2 separate regions of the Homo sapiens genome follow, and region 2 is linked to region 1. Evidence: read pairs that join two places in POLR2A ChIA-PET (ENCODE). Cell type or tissue: HepG2. All regions are shown on one strand. Links, peaks and the distances in the headings refer to the core of each region. The heading gives the core; the rest is flanking DNA.

The links. ChIA-PET counts read pairs that join two places held together with the same protein. Peaks named below come from ENCODE experiments on the same cell type or tissue, not always from the same donor. Only the 100,000 strongest peaks of a DNase experiment are listed, where the experiment ranks them.
Region 2: POLR2A ChIA-PET joins it to region 1 with 9 read pairs; 5 of 35 experiments call an interaction of 5 or more read pairs at or near these places.

The regions. Positions count from the first base shown.
Region 1 is chr17:77,100,275-77,103,176 of GRCh38, forward strand. It overlaps a transcript of SEC14L1 not described here. Among named protein-coding and RNA genes, the nearest start is that of MIR6516, 12 kb to the left of the region's middle. In HepG2, for the core only: no CTCF peak of the experiment used is centred there; DNase peaks (open chromatin) are centred at 1,647 and 1,967; H3K4me3 peaks cover 792 bases.
Region 2 is chr17:77,285,437-77,288,338 of GRCh38, forward strand. The region is part of intron 1 of SEPTIN9 (septin 9); the gene reads left to right. Among named protein-coding and RNA genes, the nearest start is that of SEPTIN9-DT, 5.0 kb to the left of the region's middle. RefSeq lists enhancers at 12-576, 379-1,578, 577-1,139. In HepG2, for the core only: no CTCF peak of the experiment used is centred there; DNase peaks (open chromatin) are centred at 915, 1,335, 2,099 and 2,375; H3K4me3 peaks cover 2,025 bases.

The sequences.
Region 1 (2,902 bases), core at 233-2,732:
TGTACATGCGGCATTCACGTTAGTGCGCATGCGCAAAAGGTGCCTACCGCCCTGCGCTGCAGTGTGTGCATTCTGTATTGTTGTCCCTGTTAATTTCCCCTTCCTTGGCTGGCTTTTTCTTTTTTTTTTTTTCTTTTCTTTCTCTCTCTCTCTCTTTTTTTTTTTTTTTTTTTTTTTTTTGAGACAGAGTCTCACTCTGTTGCCCAGGCTGGATTGCAGTGCTGTGATCTCGGCTCACTGAAACCTCTGCCTCCTGGGTTCAAGCAAATCTCCTGCCTCAGCCTCCAGAGTAGCTGGGACTACAGGCGCCCACCACCACGCCCGGCTAATTTTTGTATTTTTAGTAGAGACAGGGTTTCACCATGTTGGTCAGGCTGGCCTCAAACTCCTGACCTCAAGCGATCCACCCACCTCGGCCTCCCAAAGTGCTGGGATTACAGGAGTGAGCCACCGCGCCCAGCCTGGGCTTTCTCTGAACCTGCTGCTAAATTCTTCCCACACTTCCTGGTGGCCTCTCAGCGTAACTTTACGTAAGGTCAATCAAGTTAATTTATCCATTCCAATTTTTTTCTTAGATGAGTGAGAGAAGACTTTTCATACAATTGATTAAAGTTTTGTTACAATATTGTATGCAGGGGTCAGGCTGTAGTAGTCCAATTCATAAGTTCACATTTAGGTAGGGATATTTTATAGGAAAATATAAGAGCTGGATTATTGTTGTTAGGCCAAATCTAGAGTCACAGGCTGATGGTTCTGACAGGCAGCTGGTTGGGTAACTGGTTTCCCAGAAAACTCCTTCCCAATCTTGCCAGTCTCTACCCAGAAGCAAGTTATGAATTTATTAATTATATCAGGTAGAAAGGGCTCTGTCCCAAGCCTGGTTTAGTGTTAAGCATATAGTCCCTCTCTTTTTTTTTTTTGAGACAGAGTCTCGCCCTGTTGCTCTGTTGCCCAGGCTGGAGTGCAATGGCACAATCTCGGCTCACTGCAACCCCAGTCTCCCAGGTTCAAGCAATTATCCTGTGCCTCCTGAGAAGCTGGGATTACAGGCGCACACCACGCCAGGCTAATTTTTGTATTTTTAGTAGAGATGGCGTTTCACCATGTTGGCCAGGCTGGTCCCGAACTCCTGACCTCAGGTGACCCGCCCACCTCAGCCTCCCAAAGTGCTGGGATTACAGGCATGAGCCACTGTTCCCGGCCCCTCTTTTTTGACCAGACATAATAACTGTCATGGTTAAATCCCTGTCTTGGTTCAGAAGGCCCACGTTGTTGCATTTTTGGTCTAAGAATATAAGTGAATTTGTTGTCTAGTTGAGTGCTTCCCAAACAATTTGCAAAGGACTCCCCTGGGGATCCCATCAAAATGCAGCTTCTGGTGGTTCTGTGGGTCTGGCCTGGGCTGGAGATTCGGCAGTTCTCACAAGCTCCCAGGCCATGCTGATACTGCTGGTCTGAGGACCACTCGGTCCTTTCTCAGGGATGGTGGGACTTAGGCGTGGACTTACTTTGTAGAACACATCATCCTGACTATTGGTGGTGCTCATTTACACGTTGATGTAATTCCTTTAAACCAGCGTCCTGTGTTAGGGAAAACGTTCCCAACAGTCCCGTTGCGGTCACCATTTCTTGTAGTTTATTCACCAGGGTCTCTATGTCATGCAAGCTGGGTTCTCTGAGGTCTCTTATTTACATAGGTACATCAAGAGGCAATGATTAACATCCAAAGACCTCTTTGCTATTTGCTTAACAAAACTGCAGTCATCTGTTGGGGAAATATAATTTAAAAACAAAATCCCCCAACCCAGAAAGCCTCGCCACAAAAGTAAAAGCAAAAGAAAACAATTTTATGATTGAATAAGCATTAAACCAAAACGCGTTGAGCATCACAGGCAGCCCACTGAAAGAACTGCAGAGACAAATCTCCCGCTTTGATACAGCTAAGTGGATACAGCCCATGCACTGTGTAAGTGGGTTTTGCCATTTAGAATCAGGTGACAGCTGAAGTTGGGATCATCCCCTCCGGAAAACAGTTATCTTCCTTGATGATTACAGTTCACGTGGGTGGCTCAGGTCCTTGGGGAAACATGACTTGAGTTGGGGGAAACTGGCAGGAGACTCATTTAACCACTTGAAAGCTGTATACACTTTTGAAAAGGACAGAGAAAGAAATTCTGAAAGGATATGGAAGTGAAGGGTATCTTCCCTTGTTTTCTTTCTCTTCTTTTTTCTTTTTTTCTTTTTTTTGAGAGGGAGTCTCACTCTATTGCCCAGCCTGGAGTGCAGTGGCGTGATCTCGGCTCACTGCAACCTCCCCCTCCCAGGTTCAAGTGATTCTCCTACCTCAGCCTCATGAGTAGCTGGGATTACAGGCACATGCCACCACACCGAGCTAATTTTTGTATTTTTAGTAGACACAGGGTTTCACCATGTTGGCCAGGCTGGTCTCAAGCTCCTGACTTCAGGTGATCCTCCCACCTTGGCTTCCCAAAGTGCTGGGATTACAAGCATAAGCCACCATGTCTGGCCTTTTTTGTTTATTTTAAAGACAGAGTCTTACTTTGTGGCTCAGGCTGGAGTACAGTGGTGTGATCATGGCTTGCTGTGACCTCGAACTCCTGGGCTCGAGGGATCCCCCCTACTCAGCCTCCCAAGTAGCTGGGACTATACAGGTGCATGCCACCATGCCTGGCTAATTGTTTTACTATTTTTTAGTAGAAGCGAGGTCTCACTATATTGCCCAGACTGGACTCGAACTCCTGGCTTCAAGTGATCCTCCACCTCGGCCTCCTAAAGTACTGAAATACAGGCATGAGCACTGCTTGGCCTGAAATGATTTTTCTTTCTTTTTTTTTTGAGAGGGAGTCTTCCTCTGTAGTCCGGTCTGGAGTGCAGTGGCACG
Region 2 (2,902 bases), core at 87-2,586, 190 kb after region 1:
GCCCAGGCTGGAGTGCAGTGGCACGATCTCGGTTCACTGCAACCTCTGCCTCCCAGGTTCAAGCAATTCTCATGCCTCAGCCTCCTGAGTAGCTGGGATTACAGGCATGTGCCACCGTGCCCAGCTAATTTTTGTATTTTTTAGTAGAGATGGGGTTTTACCATACTGGCCAGGCTGGTCTCGAACTCCGGACCTCAGGTGATCCACCCGCCTCAGCCTCCCAAAGTGCTGGGATCACAGGCATGAGCCACCGTGCCCAGCCACTCTGGAGTTTCTCTGTGGCTTTCAGGAGATTCCTGAAGGGGCACCAGCCACGATTAAAAAGCTCTATGCTGTCGTGACTTCTGAGTCCTGGGCAGGGAGGGAGGCTGCACCCACACAGGAAGCAGCTTCTGCCGTGATTCAGTGTGCTGGCTCGCCGTGGTGGACAGGGCTGCACCCTCACCCAGCGCCCCGGGAGCTGACTTACGGGAAGGGCAAGGAATTGCACCCTCAGAGAACACTTCCCCAGTCAGCTAACCCGGTGACAGGCGAGCGTGGGAAGGGCACAAGCACAGGGTTTCTTCCTCTTCTCCCCCAGCCCCGTCTCCGCGCCTGTTCTCGCTGCCTCTTGCCTCCTCACGTCCAAGCTTGTCTGCTCTGGCGCATTCAGGGGACCTGGACTGGAGAGAAAAAGCCACCTCGTACGGTTAGTCTGTGGCTCTGTCTGACTTGTGTCCTCCGCCGAGGCCCCTCAGTTGTGAGACAGCTGGCTGAGCCTAAGTCCTGGGGCCAGCCCTCTCCCTAGTCTGTTGCAAAGGTAGAAAGGCATGCCCAGGCAGGGGCCACCTGCCCTGCCCGCTCACGCCAGACCGCAGGCACTTGCCCGTCAGATCTCCCCGGCCTGCCCAGAGGGATTCTGATAGCCGAGGGCAATGCACCTGGCAGCGGAGCATTGCGTTTGCGACAGTCCACCTTCTTCCTGGAACCACCCCCCACAAGTGTGACCAGCTCAAGCCAGGACAGGTACAGGGGGACCCAGGATTGCCACTTAGGGGCAGTGGTCTGGAATCCAGGTCCAGGTGACATGGGAGCCAACCCTCTGCTTGGAGATCCCAGGTGGGTGTTTGCAGAGGACATCTCACTTGAGGACCCATGGAAGGGGACACTTCCCACCCCCTACCTGGTCCTTGGGCTGCCCTCCTCTGACACTCTCCTGCCATCCCAGGCAGCCCTGACAGCCCCATGTGACTGGGACCTAGAGGTGGCCCCTGTTTCCGCCCCAGTGTTTGTCCACAGGCAGTGTTGCGTGGGCTCTGAAGTTTGCCTAAGATGGACCTGATAAGGGGAGTTCAGTACACATCAGTGCAGGCCCGGCCAGGGGGTGATGATGGCAGTTCCTGGGCAGATCCAGCTGGCTTTAGGGTAGGAGGGGCTCCAGAGAGAGGCTCCAGGCCCCTAGGGGTGTGAACCTTTGGGGTGAGGCGGGAAGTGACGCGCTGGGTTCCTGCGCCTCTGTTTGTTGGAGCTATTACCTTGGAAACATCCCAGCTCTAGGCGGTTGCCAGGGATTTATGGGGATCAGTGGGTGCCAATCCCTGGGTGAAGCCCTCGGGGCTTGTACACAGCACACAGCGCTGTGGCCCCATGGCTCACTTTGCTGTGTGAAGTGGCTCAGTCTCCGGGAGAGTCCTTAGCCAGGCAGGCCTGACGGCAACTGCCAGGTCATGGTGATCTGGAATCGCTGACCAAAGGGAGTCAGTCCTGGTGGGTGGAGGGACTTGGTGGGCAGCCATCGTGATGCCAGGCATGGGGATCGTGTGTCACCCAGGCCTGTGGGTGCCGAGCTTCTGTGGGAGCAGTGAAGTGCCCCCGTGGCCGATGGGCTGGTCACCCCTGCCCCTTTCCTGATGTGACAGTTGTGCCTGGGCCCCGGGAAATTTGCCAGGAGGCCTGGCATTGGCCTGCTCTACTGGAGCGGCCCTGCTGAGCTGTGAGCTGCCCGTCTCCCTGAGGTTCCTAGCCCATTTCAACTCTCCATGTGGATTTGGTCATTCATTCCAGAAGCGTCTGCCGGGCGCTGCTGAGTGTCAGGTTCTGTTTGCCTCCTCTCCTGTACGCTGGAGGCTCTGGGCACCAGCTCTGCAGGGTGGCCTGGCCTTGGGTCTCCAGGGTAGAGCATGGCACTCTCTGCTCCCAGCCCAGTTTCTCTCTGCTTTATCTCCCTGACCCCACCCTGGGCATGGGCCCATTTGCAGCCCCTGTGAAGGGAGACATTGAGCTGTTGCTGGCAGAGGAGGGGCGGCTCCTGGGCACTGCTTGCCAATGGCCTCTCGGCAGCTCTGTGACAGCTGAGCTTTGTTCCCAGCCTAATCTGACCTGGTTCTCCAAAGCATGACTGTTGGCAGCCTGAAAACCTCCAGGACAGGAAACAGGAGTGGCGCAGGGAATGTAAGATGATCCCAGCTTCAAGTCACTGGGCGGCCCTTAGACCCAGGCTGCCTGCTGTCTCTGGCAGGAACTCAAGTCGCTGGTCATCCTCAGAGCGGTGTTGGCCCGGGGCCTTCAGTGGCCTTTGTGTCTGGGTGAGAGGAACCCTGGATGGCCACTCTGCCCTGAGTGTGTGGGTCCCCAGAAGTGCTGGGTTAGGGGGCACGGAGGGCCAGAAAGTCCCCTTTGGAGCGCTGGACTCTCTCGCTGACTCCTACCCCACCCCGGCCTGGGGTTTCAGAGAAGGGGTCCAGGCAGGAGTGTCATCTTTTCTCAATGGGGATGTGGCTTCAGTCTCTGTCCAGGTGGGTGCATTGCTCTCTTTCCGGCTCCTCCCAGGCTGCTTAAATGACCTGTGACGAGGCCTGCGCCATGGCCGGGGCCCTCTGCTTTTCCCAGCGCTGCACCTGGGAACCAGGGGTTGGGCCCCGGA